Regions from separate parts of the Homo sapiens genome. Here region 1 is linked to region 2. A link is an interaction called in ENCODE POLR2A ChIA-PET data of the cell type or tissue named here. Cell type or tissue: IMR-90. All regions are shown on one strand. Links, peaks and the distances in the headings refer to the core of each region. The heading gives the core; the rest is flanking DNA. Region 1 overlaps MTIF2 (mitochondrial translational initiation factor 2). Region 2 overlaps CCDC88A (coiled-coil domain containing 88A).

Evidence for each region. Peaks named below come from ENCODE experiments on the same cell type or tissue, not always from the same donor. Only the 100,000 strongest peaks of a DNase experiment are listed, where the experiment ranks them.
Region 1: POLR2A ChIA-PET joins it to region 2 with 14 read pairs; 3 of 35 experiments call an interaction of 5 or more read pairs at or near these places.

Annotation. Positions count from the first base shown.
Region 1 is chr2:55,258,202-55,267,322 of GRCh38, forward strand. It overlaps MTIF2 (mitochondrial translational initiation factor 2), which reads right to left. Exons shown (of 16, transcript NM_002453.3): 4 at 5,439-5,664; 5 at 4,115-4,226. The coding sequence starts at 5,657. Among named protein-coding and RNA genes, the nearest start is that of MTIF2, 6.5 kb to the right of the region's middle. In IMR-90, for the core only: no CTCF peak of the experiment used is centred there; no DNase peak of the experiment used is centred there.
Region 2 is chr2:55,333,846-55,343,204 of GRCh38, forward strand. It overlaps CCDC88A (coiled-coil domain containing 88A), which reads right to left. Exons shown (of 33, transcript NM_001365480.1): 13 at 5,619-5,803; 14 at 2,836-2,973; 15 at 249-1,319. LOC124907768 (a long non-coding RNA gene) reads left to right here. Exons shown (of 3, transcript XR_007086323.1): 3 at 5,658-6,464. Among named protein-coding and RNA genes, the nearest start is that of MTIF2, 69 kb to the left of the region's middle. In IMR-90, for the core only: no CTCF peak of the experiment used is centred there; a DNase peak (open chromatin) is centred at 4,616; H3K27ac peaks cover 154 bases.

The DNA of each region.
Region 1 (9,121 bases), core at 1-8,000, 76 kb before region 2:
TGCAAGCCAGCACCAGCAAGCCACTGATTGTACTCCACAATAATGCCAAGAAACGATTTCCTATTTATCTTTCTACCACATGCTTTCCCAAGGAAACACATTTTAAGAATGATACAACTCAAATTTACTATGTGAATATGCTCTCAGAGAACTGTAAAACTATTTCAAAACAAAAATTATGAGTTGGTCAGGCATAGTGGCTCACACCTGTAATCCCACCACTTTGGGAAGCCGAGGTGGGTGGATCACCTGAGGTCAGGAGTTCGAGACCAGCCTGACCAACATAGTGAAACCCCATCTCTACCAAAAATACAAAAATTAGCAAGGCGGCTGGGCGCAGTAGCTCACGTCTGTAATCCCAGAACTTTGGGAGGCTAAGGTGGGTGGATCACCTGAGGTCAGGAGTTTGAGACCAGCCAGACCAACATGCTGAAACCTCGTCTCTAATAAAAATACAGAAATTAGCCAGGCGTGGTGGCACATGCCTGTAGTCCCAGCTACTCGGGAGGCTGAGGCAGGAGAATTGCTTGAACCCGGGAGACAGATGTTGCAGTGAGCTGAGATCGTATCACTGCACTCCAGACTAGGTGACAGAGCAAGCCTCTGTCTCAAAAAAAAAAAAAAAAAAAAAATTAGCCAGGCATGTTAGGCACCTGTAATCCCAGCTATTCAGGAGGCTGAAGCAGGAGAATTGCTTGAACCTGAGAGGTGGAGGTTGCAGTGAGCTAAGATCATGCCATTGCACTCCAGCCTGCACAACAAGAGTGAAACTCTGTTCAAAAAAAAAATTATGAGCACAATTCTATTTCTAATAATGGTAACAATACCTAATACTCTAGTTTTCCAATACATTATACTGAACTTTTGAGAGGTAGCTTACACAGAGAGATAATCATTTCCCCTCTGTGTTAAATGCATATGGTATTAACATACTATTTTAATTTTATCCAAGACTTAAATAAATATTTACATGTAGAAAAGTGTCCAACATATTGCAACAAGAAATAGTACATCAAGCTACTTAACTGACCCAGGAGAAGAGGGAATAAATGTACTCATATCGCTAATGTATATAGTAGTTAAAAATAATTACCTCATGAAAACTATCTTTAATTCAGAAGAGATTTGAATATGAAATAAGCTTCAAATAGACACATTTATTTTCATCATAGACAATCAGTTTGGGGTTTAGAGTACTGCTCCATGAGACTAAATTTGTATTTTAATCATTCTATTTATTAGTCATAATAAAGAATTATGGTTATGGGTTCCTCTATGTGTATAGGGGTAGGGGGTAATGTTTAAAAAAAAAAAAAGGAGTCCTCATCTTTTAGAGATACATACTGAAGTATTTATGGATAAAATAAAATATCTGTTGTCACTGACTTATGCATACATTTAAGCTTATTCCATTCTTTCTGCTACCATATTTGTCTGATAATTGCTAATAATAAAAAGTTTTGCCAGGCGCAGTGGCTCACGCCTATAATCCTAGCATTTGGAAGGCTAAGATGTGCAGATCACTTGAGGTCAGGAGTTCAAGACCAGCCCGGCCCACATAGTGAAACTCTGTCTCTACTAAAAATACAAATATTAGCTGGGTGTGGTGGCATATGCCTGTAATCCTAGCTACTTAGGAGGCTGAGGCACAAGAATTGCTTGAACTGGGGAGGCAGGAGTTGCAGTAAGCCAGGATCCTGCCACTGCACTCCAGCCTGGGTGACAGAGCAAGACTCTGCTTCAAAAAAAAAGTTTTAAAAATCAAGCCTATTATCAATACTATTTATAAAGCCACACCAATATAATTTTCCTTAGAAAAATTCTGAATGACATAGCCATATTCATTTATTTTCAAAGTTTTCTAGCTATAAAATGACTGAATAATCCATCTGCAAAATTATTAAAAATGCCAAACAGGCCAGGGATGGTGGCTCACGCCTGTAATCTCAGCACTTTGGGAGGCCGAGGTGGGCGGATCACCTGAGGTCGGGAGTTCGAGACCAGCCTGACCAACATGGAGAAACTCCGTCTCTACTAAAAATACAAAATTAGCCGGGCGTGGTGGCACATGCCTGTAATCCCAGCTACTCGGGAGGCTTGAGACAGGAGAATTGCTTGAACCCAGGAGGCAGATGTTGCAGCAAGCCGAGATAGTGCCATTGCACTCTAGCCTGGTTAACAAGAGTGAAACTCTGTCTCAAAAAAAAAAAAAAAAAAAGCCAAACAGTGTGCTAACAATTTTGTACTCTTTGTAAGGATGTACATGCACAAAAAGTAGTAACACTTTCAGGCAGGAAACACATTGAAGTTTAGCATTGCTGTGATTTACAAAATAATTATTGAAAGATAATGTGGTTGATGAGTAACAGCATGTGCTCTGGAGCCATATTCCATAGGTTCAAATATTCCCCATATTCCCTAGGTTCAAATCCTGGCTCTCCCACAAACTAGCTGGAAATAGTGGGTAATTACTTATCCTCTCTAAACCTCACCTTCCCAGCCTGTAAATAAGGATACCTAACTTTAGGGCATTGTGACAGCTCAACATATATGAGTCACTATTAATTCTTTTTTTCCCCAAGAGTCTGTTACACTTTGTTACAATAACAGGGTATTTCTCATATACTGAATTTTAATATCACTTTATAATGAAAACTCAAATTTTGTTTCAAAAATCCTAAATTGGTAATAAGCACATCACAATGAAGGAATATAAAAATGACAATAATATGCTCCATTTATAAATAAAAATAATATTATGAGAAGTTGTAGTTATTACTACCAGTATTTCTTTTTTTTTTTTAAGATGGAGTCTCGCTCTGTCGTCCAGGGTAGAGTGCAGTGGCGCGATCTCGGCTCACTGCAAGCTCCGCCTCCACGGTTCACGCCATTCTCCTGCCTCAGCCTCCCGAGTAGCTGGGACTACAGGCGCCCGCCACTAGGCCCAGCTAATTTTTTTTGTATTTTTAGTAGAGATGGGGTTTCACCGTGTTAGACAGGATGGTCTCGATCTCCTGACCTAGCCTCCCAAAGTGTTGGAATTACAGGCGTGAGCCACCGTGCCTGGCTACTACCAGTATTTCTCTGCTGGCCTTACAGATATTGTCAAAATGAGAGAAAAGGCTGGGCATGGTGGGATCACGCCCCTAATCCCATCACTCTGGGAGGCCGAGGCAGGCAGATCACTTGAGGTCAGGAATTTGAGACAAGCCTGGCCAACATGGTGAAACCCCGTCTCTACTAAAAAAAAAAAAAATTAGCCGGGCGTGGTTGTGGGCACCTGTAATCCCAGCTCCTCAGGAGGCTGAGGCAGGAGAACCACTTGAACCTGGGAGGCGGAGGTTGCAGGGAGCCGAGATCGTGCCACTGCACTCCAGCCTGGGCAACGAGAGTGAAACTCCATCTCAAAAAATAATAATAAAAAGAGTGAAAAAAAGGAAATCAGAAAATTATAGGGCCAGGCGTGGTGGCTCATACCTATAATCCCAGCACTTTGGGAGGTTGAGGCAGAAGGATTACTTGCACCCAGGAGTTCAAGACCAGCCTAGACAACATAGTGAGACTCTGTCTCTACAAAAAATAAAAAATTAGCTGGGCATAGTGGCACATGCCTGTAGTCCCAGCTACTCAGGAGGCTGAGGCTGAACGATTGTTTTGAGTCTAGGAGGCCAAGGCTGCAGTGAGCCATGATCATGCCACTATACTGGACAAAGCAAGACCCTGTCTCAAAAAAAAAAACCAAAAAAAAAAAAAAAGAAAGAAAAAAGAAAATTATAGAAAAACAAAAAGAGAAAGTATATAAGTATAGCCCCTCAGTCTAAAAACATTCTTTGGATTTATTCTAATAGCCCACAAAACTTCCGAGAAAGAAAACTTAATTCGTATAAGAAAATCTTTTCCACTTTAATTAAAAGCAAAATCTTGGAGAACTACATTTGGCAGTCAAGAAACTAACTAGGGATTATGACTTAAAGTGAAGAATATTACAATGACTTAATATATTTTTTAAGTGCCAGTCTAGTTTTTAATCTTTCAATGCCTTAATCTCGTTGCAAATAAAATGCCCGGTCTTCCAACATTCCCATATTTTGCTTTGTAAAAATATCTGACTCACCTGTGTTTTTTTCCATTGCCCTGGCCAGTTCCTCAATAGTCATTCCAATCCATACTTCTACCACCTTTTTAGATTTTGTTGAAGATAACTGAGATTTCCATGGTCCTTCTTCCTATTAAAAAAATCAGAACATATAAACAAAAAGGAAGAAAAAACTTAAGTGACAATTTAGATTTATTCTCAAATATCTACCACAATCATAGCTACATTTCTTTCTTTTTTTTTCTTTTTTTTTTTTTTTTTTTGAGACAGACTCTTGCTCTGTCACCCAGGCTGGAGTGCAGTTGCACAATCTCAGCTCACTGCAATCTCTGCCTACTGGGTTCAAGCCATTCTCCTGCCTCAGCCTCCCCAGTAGCTGGGATTACAGGTGTGCACCACCAAGCCCAGCTAATTTTTGTATTTTTTTTTTTTGTTTTTTGTTTTGTTTTGAGACAGAGTCTAACTCTGTTGCCCAGGCTGGAGTGCAGTGGCACAATTTCGGCTCACTGAAACCTCCACCTCCCAGGTTCAAGCGCTTCTCCTGCCTCAGCCTCCTGAGTAGCTGGGACTACAGGCATGCGCCACCATGCCTGGCTAATTTTTGTATTTTCAGTAGAAACAGGGTTTCGCCATGTTGGCCAGGCTAGTCTTGAACTCTTGATCTTGTGATCCGCCTGCCTTAGCCTCCCAAAGAGCCGTGATTACAGGCGTGAGCCACCACACCTGGCCTAATTTTTGTATTTTTAGTAGTGATGGGGTTTCACCATGTTGGCCAGGACGGTCTCGAACTCTTGACCTTGTGATCTGCCCACCTTGGCCTCCCAAAGTGCTGGGATTACAGGCGTGAGCCACCACATCCGGCCATAGCTACTATTTCTACCAACGAACACTCCCATAAGTAGTTAAACCTTAAGCTAAAATTAAAATCCTGTATCCTTAATTCACTGTTTTACACTGATTTCCAAGGAACCAAATTCATCAGCACCACACAATTAACCGGAACTTCCCTTTCTCACAAAGCTCTATTGCTTGGAGTAATACTTTATTGCATTAAGTAATAAATATTCTGTAAATGATAAATTACTCAAAATGGATTTGTACTCATGGTTCTAGGCACTTTCATTTTAGACCGAGTAATAAAATAACTTACAGAAATCTGTAACTATAGCGGGTGCGGTGGCTAATGCCTGTAACCCCAGCTACTCAGGAGGCTGAGGCAGGAGAATTGCTTAAACCCAAGAGGCGTAGGTTGCGGTGAGCTGAGATCGCGCCACGGCACTCCAGCCGGGGTGACAGGGTGAGACTCCATCTCAAAAAAAAAAAAAAAGAAATCTGTAACTACCTTTTTTGTTACTAGAAGCCTATACTGAGATAAAGCAGCCCCAGTGAGCACATCTGTTGGCCAGGGCCAGGCACACAGTTGAGCTGTCCACACAGGGTAAGCAGATGAAAACCCATGCCTCCACTGTCTTAATGCTCTTCTTTGACACAGACTGTGCAGTTGCCTATAAATAGTGTGAAATCGTAGCAAGTTCTCCAACTTCAGTAGCTTCTGGTTCATGTTTCTCCTGGGGAAAAAAAAAAGGTTTTAAAATAATATTCAAATCAAGTTAGCAAATATTAATTGGATATTTACTATATGCATAGCACTGGACTACACTTAGCTCACTAGACTTACAACAATGAGTAAAACTGGGTTCCTGCCCTGAAAAATCTCAGTCTCATCAAGAGATGGGATTCCATAACAAGTACTCTCTAAATACTAGCTATTATTATTACTGTTAATGTTACCACTATGATAGAATTGAAATACAATAACAACTTGTAAAAGGCTCTTTTTTCACTCTTGAAATATCAACTAACCAAATCACAACTAGAGTAATGTTTCTAAAGTGCGAATTCCAAATGATAACATTTCTGTTAAACACCCTGAAACTTCTTTTTTGAAACCGGGTCTCACTCTATCATCCAGGCTGGAGGCTGGAATGCAGTGGTATGGTCACAGCTCATTGCAGCCTCGACCTCCCAGGCTAAGGTGATGCTCTCACCTCAGCCTCCCTAATAGCTGGGACTAGAGGTGCGCACCACTATGCCCAGATAATTTTTTGTTTGTTTTTTTGGTAGAGATGGTGTTTCACCACATTGTCTAGGTTAGTCTCAAACTCCCGGGATCTAGTGATCCACCTTGGCCTCCCACAGTGTTGAAATTACAGGCATGAGCCACCATGCCCAGCCTTACTTTATTTCTTACACTCTTAGAGTCTCTACACTCCTACCTCTCAAGCTTTTGTTATTGTAACCCACCTGTCATCTCTAATGGTTTCTCATCTCAGCTCTGAAACTTTGCACACACTTCCTCTAGTTGGAATCGTCTTTGAACTCTTAACACTTTTCCATCTTCCCATCTCACCCCCTAAAAAAAGATGCTTTATAGTAGGAAGAAGACACCCAATATTTATTGAATAATGCCTTTTGAGTATTATTCTTAGAATAAAAGAAGAGTTTTTTTGAGAAAAAACTGTAACAGAACTCATTAGTAATATAGTTCTTTTCCTCCCCGTGGCCTCTATTGCCTCTGCTCTCAAGACTGCATTTCTATGGCTTTGCTTTTCAGTTTTTAAGGACAGGAACGACAAAAACAACGTAAAAAGAACATGTTTTCCAGCTGGGTGTGGTGGCTCATGCCTGTAATCCCAGCACTTTGGGAGGCCGAGGTGGGCGGATCACCTCAGGTCAGGAGTTCGAGACTAGCCTGGCCAACGTCGTGAAACCCTGTCTCTACTAAAAATACAAAAATCAGCCGGACATGGTGGCGGGCGCCTGCAATCCCAGCTACCCAGAAGGCTGAGGCAGGAGAATCACTTGAACCCGGGAGGTCGAGGTTGCAGTGAGCCGAGATCATGCCATTGCACTCTAGCCTGGACGACAAGAACAAAACTCTGTCTTGAAAAAAAAAAAAAAAATGAAGAAGAACATGTTTTCTTCTTAGGAAACATTTCCTAAGTACCATATGCCAGGCTTTCTGCTTGATATTGTTGATTCAAAGTTTAATAAGCCAGGTTCCATTCCACAAACAGTTCATTGTCGTTAAAGCAAGCTTGCCAATACAATGAATCTCAGGCACACGAGACACTACCTATGATGACTGATTATAACCTAGGGTCGTGTTTTCATTGCAATAATATGCAAAATTATTTCTATAAATTGTAAAGTCATTTTAAGGTTTTTTTTGTTTGTCTGTTTGCTTTTCAATGGAGAGTACATTTCCAAGTAGTGGGTATAGCCTTTTAGACTCTTCAGTATAGATTTTCTTTTACTCACTACTCAAAAATAACTTTAGTTAACATTTTAATATATATATTTTCAACTCTTTTCTTTGTGCTTTTATCTATTTTACTCACAAAAATAAGGTCATATTAATTTTGTTTTACAACTTTTTACACTAAAGAATACATTGTGAATATTATTTTATATCATTAAACATTACTAATCAGCCCTTTGTATCCATGTGTTCCACATTTGTGGATTCAAACAATTGTGGATCGAAAATTTTTTTAATTTTTTAAAAAGATGGTTCTGTCTCTACTGAATATGTACACCTTTTTCCTTGTCATTATTCCCTAAAGTATACTGTTTACATAGTATTTGCTTTGTATTAGGTATCATAAGTAATCTAGAGATGACATGAAGTATACAATGGTATGTGCTTAGGTTACATGTAAATATACGCCATTTTATATAAGGAACTTGGACATCTGTAAATTTTGGCATGCGGCAGCGGGGGTCCTGGAACCAATGCCCCATAGATACTGAGAGACACATATATTCTTCAGCATTACAAAAAAAAAAGAATGGAAATTATGAACTATTTCAATGCGTTTACCTTAACCATATAAAGCTATCTTGAACAAAATTATAAACTTTTACAAAGCCTTAAAATTTTTGGCCAGGCGCAGTGGCTCATGCCTGTAATCTCAGCACTGTGGGAGGCCAAGGCAGGCAGATCATTTGAGGTCAGGAGTTCGACGCCAGCCTGACCGACATGGTGAAACCCCGTCTCTATTAAAAATACAAAAAAATTACCTGGGCGTGGTGGCACATGCCTGTAGTCCCAGCTACTTGGGAGGCTGAGGCAGGAGAATTTCTTGAACCCGGGAGACAGAGGTTGCAGTGAGCCAAGATCACGCCACTGCACTCCAGCCGGGGAGACAGAGCGAGACTCTGTCTCAAAAAAAAAAAAAATTTTTTTTTAATGATTTATCTCATAATATGGCATTTCTACAATATGCTTATATTTTATATTTATATACAACATATATATTATATAAATATATTTATATTTTCTACTAGATAGTCTTTAAAATTGTTCACAAATGATAATAGTTATTTGATGTGACCAAAGAAATTAAGGCTCTGGACGGGTGATCTTTGCTAGATAACTAGGCATTAAATGCTACATTTCATTCTTTTTTTTTTTTTTTTTTTTTTCAGATGGAGTCTCGCTCTGTTGCCCAGGGTGGAGTTCAGTGGTGTGATCTCAGCCCACTGCAACCTCTGCCTCCTGGGTTCAAGCAATTTTCTCCAGCCTTAGCCTCCCAAGTAGCTTGAACTACAGGTGTGTGCCACCGTGTCAGGCTAATTTTTGTATTTTTAGTAGACACCGGGTTTTACCATGTTGGCCAGGCTAGTCTCAAACTCCTGACCTCAGGTGATCCACCTGTCTCAGCCTCCCAAAGTGCTGGGATTACAGGCGTGAGCCACCACGCCTAGCCTAAATGTTACATTTCAACCAATCTTCCCAAAGTGTATTTTATGGTTCTGACATAGTAAATGTATGGTTCTGACATGGTAAATAGAATATACTGAATTTTTTTTTTTGAGATGGAGTTTTGCTCATCGCTCAGGCTGGAGTGCAATGGCGTGATCTTGGCTCACTACAACCTCCACCTGCTGGGTTCAGGGGATTCTCCTGCCTCAGCCTCCCAAGTCGCTGGGATTACAGGTGCCTGCCAGCACACCCGGCTA
Region 2 (9,359 bases), core at 826-8,825:
ATAATGTAATAAGTCAGATACCACTAGGAAACTTTATTACTACAAATTCTTTTAAAAATACAATTTATAGGTATTTCTTAGTTTAACAAAGTAGGAAACTTGGAAGCTATTTCTAGTTCTAATTCCAAAATTCTACTGAACCATAAAATAAATGATGCAAATTACTGATAGATTCCAATAAAACTTAAAGAAACCTTGAGTTAAAAATATAAAAAAAAATTTGCCTTAATTTAGGTAAACATATTTACCTCACGTAGTGTAACCAACGTTTTTATATCAATAGTTGCTCTTTTCACAAGCTCCTTATTTTCTTTTTCTAGTTCTTTCAGACGGACACAAGATTCTTTATATATACCAATTTCTTTGGATAGGGTTTTGTTTTCTTTTTCCAAATTTCCAATCTTCACATTATTTTCTTCTAATGTGGTATCTTTAATTTCTGCTTGTTGTCGGAGTCTCTTATTTTCCTTCTCCAATTGTTTCTTATCCTTTTCCAGTTGAGAAGTCTCTTGCTCTAATGATTTATTTTCTTTTTCCAGCTGTTCTAGTCTTTTGCTAGATATTTTTAGTTCTTCTAGGTTTTTCTGCAATGTTTGATTTTCCATCTCTAAGTCTTGTAGTTCACTCTCTAATTGCTGGATTTTTTTATTGCTGTTCTCTAAAGTTTTTTGCAGTCTTTGATTTTCTATATCTAAACCCTGGTAGCTAACTTCTAAGCGTTCTGTTTTCTTGAAAGATGCTTTCAGGAGCTCCAAACCCTTCTTAAGTTGCTCTTTTTCACTTTCCAGTTCTTTGTTTTCTAGCTGTAGCTGAGCCATTTTCATGCTTGCACACTTCAAAGATTCTACATTCCTTCGCAGTTCTAAGTTTTCCTCATCAAGTTGGGAATTCTCTTTTTCTAGGGATTCTAACTGAAAGGTCAGATTTTTAAAGCTATCCAATGTTTTTTTTAATTTTCTATTTTCTCTTTCTAGCTCTGAATTTTCTTGTTCTAAGGCCTCAATTTTTTCACAAGTAATTTTTAAATTAGTTATTTTTTTCTGTAATAATTCATTTTCTTTTTCAAGATGATGCAATTCATTTTCAAGTTCTTCAGCTCGTTCTCCTTTTTCTTTATAATGTTCCAATTCTTTTTTAATTTGTCTTTTTTCAAATTCAATCTTGCTTAGCTTGCTACTTGTTTCTTTGATAGATTCATGAAGAATTTTGTTTTCTTTTTCAATGTCTTTCACTCTTGCTTCTGCACTTATCTGGGACCGCTGCCTTAAGGAAGACACTGTTTGATTCAGATGTTCATTTTCCTGTTCCAGTATCTTAATCTAATTTGAAAAGAAAATAATTAAAAGCTGTAATTGAGGAAAAACTAACTATGGTTTATCTCTTCCAAAAACTACCAAGAAAAGGGGAACAAAAAAAGGGTGCTAGAACATGTCTTACTTTTAATTCTGACAAGTATTTACTGAAGACCACTGTGTACACTTACTGTGAGGTCATTTACTGAAGACCACTGTGTACACTTACTGTGAGGTCATTAAAGTTCATGTTTTTAGGAAGTTCACAGTTTAAAGGAACGGTTGAGAAATGTATTTTCTATTAATCATAATGGTCTTCAGATTATTTACAGTTACATGCTTCAAATTCAAATAGGAATACAGGTAACACACACACATACCTCCTTGAGAACATAAGGTTCTACTTTTACTAAGTAACCTTTGCAATGCCTACAGTGGGTCCTCAGTAAATATGTGCTGTATTACATGTGTATATATGGGTTTGTATGTGTGTGTATTCATTCCCAAAAAGAATTCTAAGTAGGAAGCATCAAAATCACAAAAATCACTGGGTACATTTGGGAACTAATTCATCCAATTTATAGCGTGATCTAATACAATGATTCTCAAAATTTAGTGTGTTAAATAATCTCAACAAGCTTGGAAAAATGAAGATTGAAGCTTAGTCTAGAATTTTGGTTCTGTATCTCTAAAGAAACCTTCATTTTTATGGCTGGTCTGAGGACTGTACCTGGATGATATAAACAAATAATTTAACTTCTAAAAAAATTAATGCTCAAGCATGGTGGCTGGCACCTATAATCCTAGCACTTCGGGAGGCTGAGGCAGGAATATCACTTCAGCTCAGGGGTTTGAGACCAGCCTGGGGAGCATAGTGATACTTTGTCTCTACCAAAAAATAAAAAAAAAAATTAAAAAATTATCTGGGCATGGTGGTGCATGCCTGTAGTCCCAGCTAAGGTGAAAGGATTGCTTGAGCCTAGGTGTTCGAGGTTGCAGTAAGCTATGATTGTGCCACTGCACTCCAGCATGAGTGACAGAGCTGGACCCTGTCTCAAATAAATAAATATTTCAAAAATAAGTCAATTAATCTATGCAGTTCTCAGTTTCCTCAAACATAAAATGAGAATGAACATTAAAGAGCTGAAAACAAATTTGGTAATATCCAAGACAGTGTGGTTGCCACCACATTTCTCCCTCTTTGGTAGGTCAGAGGACAGCTCCATTTCCTGGCCAACTCCACTCAGGGACTCTAGAATCGGCAGCCCTATTCCACAGACACTTGAAAGCACAAGTACTGCAAATGCTTATACTAGATGATTATTAAGCACAATGGTAGTTTAAAAAACTCTAAGCTTTCTCTTCAACTTTCCTAAGACACATAGGTTAGAAAATGAGGTAAAATTATAATTACTTTAAAATAAAAAAATTCTAAAATATTTCCCTTTAATGTTTATATGAACATTTTGTTTGCATATATTTTAAATAACTTTTGCTAATAAATTTTAAAATACATTGTTTACTTAGTAAAAAATGTATGAACCTGTCTCTCTGAATTTTCTCTCAGTGTTTCTATTGTTTTTTCAAGCTGAGCTTTCTCCTTCATTAGATCCTTGCTTAAATTCTGACAATTCTGAAGACTTTGCTTTTCTTGAACAATCTCATTTTCAAGAATCTCAACCTAGAGAAAATTAAATCACAAAACAATACGTTAAATATTCTGTAACAGTGAAAACATGTCAAAACAAAACATAATCGCTGAATAAAGGATAAAATAGTGTTAATATCCAAATGCTAAAATTTAAGAAATTAGTATAGAAATTCAAGTAGCATTCCATGCTAATTTCTGTAGCTGTATAAAATATGCAGACATGATTTCTTATCCTTGTGCATCTTTTGGGGTAAATTTCACTTTCTAAACACAAAGACAAATCCAGCTCAATAAATGATAATATGCTATATGAGAACTATACAAACTTTATTTAAAGATTCACTTGGCTTGAGTGGATTTGTAAAGTAAAATTTTACTTATACTCAGAGAATTTCAGTGAGCAAGAAGGCAGGAGAAGATATAAAAAGCATGAAGGAAAAGATGATAAACAGTACAGTATAAGCTTAATGAAAAAAGAAAGGACTTCCTTTAAGATAAAAAAGGAGAAAAATACTACCATAAAAAAGGGCTAATATTTATATTTTAGGTTCAAATTTCTTTTCAATTACGCATTTTAGAGATGAAAAATACTGGTAGTTAATATGTACAAAATAGCAAATTAAAGTTAAAAATATGCTAAGACTATTGATTTTCCCATTATCATATAACATATTCAAACCAGGCAATTTAAAAAATCAAGAAGACTTTATAAAACATTCTACTGCAAGTTAAATGTTAAATTCTTATGTCAATAATGAAGCACTCTAAAGCAATTTTAATTTTTCTATTTTAACATTAATGGAAATAACTACACACAGAAACAATCTTCCAATAATATTTCCAGCCTGGGCAACACAGTGAAACGATGTCTCTACCAAAAACAAAACAAAAAACAAAAAAACTTAGCCAGGCATGGTGGCCTGTGCCTGTAGTCCTAGCTACTTGAGAGGCTGAGGTGGGAGGACTGCTTAAGCCTGAGAAGCAGAGGTTGCAGTGAGCTGAGATCGCACCACTGCACTCCAGCCTGGGTGATATAGTGAGACCCTAGCTCGAAATACTACTACCAATAATAATGATGATAATAATAATAATAATATGAAAAGCATCAGGTCAAAAAACTTATCCAATAACTCAATTCAACATTAATTTACAGTTCAGGAAGCTTTCAGCTGTGAATAATTAATCAGGTTCTCACATTACATAGATGGAAATATAAGAATAACAATTATTGAAACTCATTTGTTGTTTTGTATCAATGGGATTAAAGTGAAACATTCAGTTTATAAAAAAATCATTTTTACAATTAATCAAAAATTGCTTGAATCACTAAGAATTTACATATTAAACTTCAAAGCTAATTTCAAAAAGAAACTGTACTCTACAGGCCCAATTTTAATGACAACCAAAATAAAACTGTTCTAAATTCTAAATGGTCATCCTACTTTAACACTATATTGTCAAACGCTTATTAAGATTATTTAGTTAATGGACTGAAGACAATGTAAAAACATTTTTAAACAGTAAAAATCTTACAAGAATACTAAGGAGCCTCTGAATAATCTAAAGCAGTGGTTCTCAAAGCATGATTCCAGGACAGCAGGATGAGCATCACTTAGGAACTTCTTAGAAACAATTCTTAATCATGCATGTTTTTATGATGGGATTCTATTTATGTAGAATTATGTGTGCAGAAAGATATGCAAAAATAAAACACTTGTTCTTGCACAACTGAATATTTCTGTTCAACCAGAGTCTGATTAAGATTCAGGTTTCATAATGCCTAAATTGTGGTCTCTAAATATCATTTCCCACTAAAAGGAATAAGGGCTAATTTCAGAGAAATGGCTGTCTCCAGGTCTGGGACAGAAAATGTTCAAGATGAGCCTAGAATATTTTGTCATGGCAGAAAGCAAGAAAGCTCTTAAGGAGTGCTAAGGCCATGTCATAAGGATTCAGGACCAAAGCAGCTTTTAAAGAGGCTTCCACTAGCCCGAGTTGAGACAGTAAGAAAAACAAATGCAGTGGATTGAAACAATACAAATATTTTTAAATTCATGGGTTCATAATGACACTAAAGAAACTCACTCACTAGTTCTCTCAAGAAGATATGAGAGAACCAATTCATTATTTGGAAACTGGTAAATGTAACTCCTCTAGCCCTGCTTATTCTTTTTTTTTTTTTTTGAGATTTTGAGTCTTGCTCTATGGCCCAGACTGGAGTGCAGTGGCGTGATCTCAGCTCACTTCAACCTCCACCTCCCGGGTTCGAGAGAGATTCTCCTGCCTCATCCTCCCGAGTAGCTGGGATCACCGGCGCCCACAACCACACCCGGCTAATTTTTGTACTTTTAGTGGAGACAGGGTTTCACCATGTTGGCTAGGCTGGTCACAAACTCCCGACCTCAGGTTATCCATCTGCCTTGGCCTCCCAAAGTGCTGGGATTACAGGCGTGAGCCCCCGCACCTGGCCAAGATCAGCTAGTAAGTTCTTAATTGCTGAAGCTGAATAATGAGTATAGGGTTCATTCACACCATATTTGTGTATATTTGAAAATTTTCATAACAAGTTAAAATAACATTGAGCGTGCATTTAAAAAGTGGAAAATAAATGGGCTATTTATTTACACTTTTACAAGTTTTTTTAACATTAAAATAAACACTACATTTTAATTTACCTTTTTACTGAGCCTTTGATTTTCTTTTTCCATTTTCAGGATTTTGGAAGCATTGCCTTCTACAGAATCCACAGTAGTCCGAAGCTCTTCTACGGTTTTTGTCAAACTTTGATTTTCCATCTCTAGCTTCAATAATCTACTTGATGTCAACTCATTCACCTCATGGCCCAGGGATTTCTGGGGTGCTATAATATTGAAAAATACACCATTGTATTTACTCTTTACTGTTTTTACTATGTTTACTCTTTACTATTTAAAAAGTTGAGTGTATATGCATTGCATCATCTGATCCTTAACTTTATTAAAAATTCAATGAGGTTATATAAGATAAACAAGATAAAAGAAGTAAATCTTTTTTTTCCTTTTCTTTTTTTCTTTTTTTTAAAGAGACGGGGTCTCTCTCTGTCACCCAGGCTGGAGTGCAGTGATGTGCTCCTAGCTCACTGCAGCCTCAAACGCCTGGTCTGAAGGGATCCTCCCACCTCAGTCTCCCAAGCGGCCGGGACTGCAGGTACAGCCAGCTAATTTTTTTATTTTTTAGTAAAGACTGGGTCTCTGTTACTTAGGCTGGTCTCGAACTCCTGAGCTCAAGCAATCCTCCTGCCTTGGCCTCCCAAAGTGCTGGGATTACAGGCATGAGCCGCTGCACCCAGCTAAGAGATACATGTTTAACTTTTAATGCATCCACAGCATTCTAGTTAAAAAAAGCATAAAATTTAGATTGAAGAAATTGGAGTTCAAGCAGACCCATTAAATATTTTGCTGATATAAGAACATTAGGATTTACAAATGAAATATGAGACCTACTATTTCAAGAAAGGAAATGAATAAAGGTACTGGAGAGAATTTCCGGGTCTGCTTTTGTGTATGTTTCAAATTCTTCTTCATAAAAACCAAAGAAATACACGCACATCCAACATATCCCCCACCATGCAAAAAATCTCTTCAAAATTAGATAAGCAAATAACCTCCATATTTAAGTAAAGAAAATCTCAATTTTTATTTCCAGCTTTTCTAGTCATCATGTTGTTAATCTTTTACTGAAAGCTGGTATACCGAATAGTTACTAACTTTTAAAATTCCATTAGTTGCCTAAGTCTTTTTTTTAATTAAAAGATTATTTAAATTTAACTATAAACTTACAGGATACATTATTCTAAGTAGCAACTAATGAACGATTAAATGAATTTTGAAAATACACTACTACTTATTTTGGCTAAAAGTTCAAAATGAATATTCTGAACACGCTGAAATTATTTTAAAATCTTTAATCCAGTTCCATTCATTATCCCTTTATAAATTTATTCTGTTGTATGATATCTATTAAAACACAGTATAGAAACAGTTTAAATACATATTATTCCCTAAGAGTAGCATTATTGTTAATCTACCTGTATTAGGTGTTTTTAAATAGTCACTATGATACACAATAGATCTCTTAAACTTATTCTCATCTAAGTGAAATTTTGTGTCCTTTGACCAACATCTTCCCAATACCCTCAACTCCTCAGCCTCTGGTAACAACCATTTTATTCTCTGTTTCTATGAGTCTGAATTTTTTTTGATACCACATATAAATGAGATCATGCACTATTGTCTTTCTGTGCCTAGCTTAGTTCACTTAACATAATGCCCTTGAAGTTCATCCATATTGTTGCAAATGACAGAATTTCTTTCTTTTTTTTTTTTTTTTTTTTTTTGAGACAGAGTCTTGCTCTGTCACCCAGGCTGGAGTGCAGTGGCATGATAGTGGCTCACTGCAACCTCTGCCTCTCGGGTTCAAGCGATTTTCCTGCTTCAGCTCCCAAGCAGCTGGGACTACAGGCGCGCGCCACCACGCTCAGCAAATTTTTTTTGTATTTTCAGTAGAGACGGGGTTTCATCATGTTGGCCAGGATGGTCTTGACCTCGTGATCTGCCCGCCTCGGCCTCCCAGAGTGCTGGGATTACAGGTGTGAGCCACCATGCCCGGCACTCCCCGCCCCCTTTTTTTTTTTCTGGGACAGAGTCTCACTGTGTCACCTAGGCTGGAGTGCAATAGGATGATCTCAGCTCACTGCAACTTCTGCCTCACGGGTTCAAGAGGTTCTCCTGCCTCAGCCTCCCAAGTAGCTGGGATCACAGGTGTGCGCCACCATGCCTGGCTAATTTTTGTATTTTCAGCAGAGACGGGGTTTCACCATATTGGTCAGGCTGGTCTTGAACTCTTGACCTCGTGATCCACCCGCCTCGGCCTCCCAAAGTGCTGGGATTACAGGTGTGAGCCACTGCACCTGGCCAGAATTTCATTCTTTTTATGACTGACAAATATTCCATTATGTATATAAACCACGTTTTCTTTATCCATCATTTCATTGACAGACACAGGTTGATTCCATATCTTGACATTTGTGAATAATGCTGCAACAAGCATGGGAATGCAGATATCTCTTTGATATACTGATTTAATGTCCTTTAGATATATACCCAGGAGCAAAACTGCTGAATGCTATGAGAGTTCTATTTCTAATTTTTTGAGGAACCTCCACACTGTTTTCCAGAATGGCTGAACCAGTTTACATTCCCACCTATTCCATAGAAACTTGAAAGCACAAGTACTGCAAACTTTTATACTAGATGATTATTAAACACACTGGCAGTTAAAAAACTTCTAAGATAGTTTTAACTTTCCTAAGATACGTGGGTTAGAAAATGAGATAGAAAAGTTCTGAAACAAATTTTCTGAAATGAAAAGTGACTTAAAAAATTTTTAGTGCCTTTTATTTCTTCCTTTTTTTCCCAAATTCTGTAAATTTTCTGGAAAGTCCCTTGTATAATTTAAAAAATAAAAACTACATACACCACAGTAAAGCAAATATTCAATTCTACAACACCAGCTAAGATCAATTACAAAACAACAGTGACATAATAATAATGATATTTAATACTTGAATGCTTACTATTTACCAGGCACTATTTAAGGGCCTCACAAATATCAACAATTTAATCCTCAGAAGTCTAGATGATATTCACTATTTTGTCCCCACTTAACAAGTAAGGAAACTCTTAACTAACACAGTAATTCTAAATACCTTTAGTAGAAAACACTTAAGTCTGAATTGCTTTCTTTGTAACTCAATTCACAAGGAATATAATTTTTAAAGTTTCACAAATATCTCAAGTAACACAAGTTCAATCATTGAATATCATAACTTACTCTATAGCCAGTACATGGGGCCCCAGAATTTGGAATTAGGTTTTCAAGTATAAAACAGGAAGAACCTAATTGGTAATCAATAGGATGAATCATCTATAGAGGTAATTATTCTGTAAGCACTGGATTATAAAATCTCAAGAGTTTATGTCTACGTCAACATTATGTCCTTGGTGTCTGGTATAGTATTTTACACATTAGGTGCTTAGTAAATATTTGCTGAAGAAATGCAAGTAGAACAATCTAATACTGGGCAAAACTGAGGAGTTTTGAAACTAGTCTAATTTGAATAAATGTGACCTAACTGGTGAATTTTTTTGTAATTTCAAAAATCCATATTAGCATATCCAAAGCTATAATCCAAACAATTGTACATAATCATGCCCAGCTTTAAGAAAGAGGACAAGTCAATGTGAAGCCCAGGAAAAGAGAGCCAAAAGTTAAAAATTTACCTGGGGGATCTTACATTAGGTCCATAGTATAACCAGGCTGGGCTGGTTGGCAGGTATAATCTTATAATGGAGACTATACATATTACAAGTAGTCAT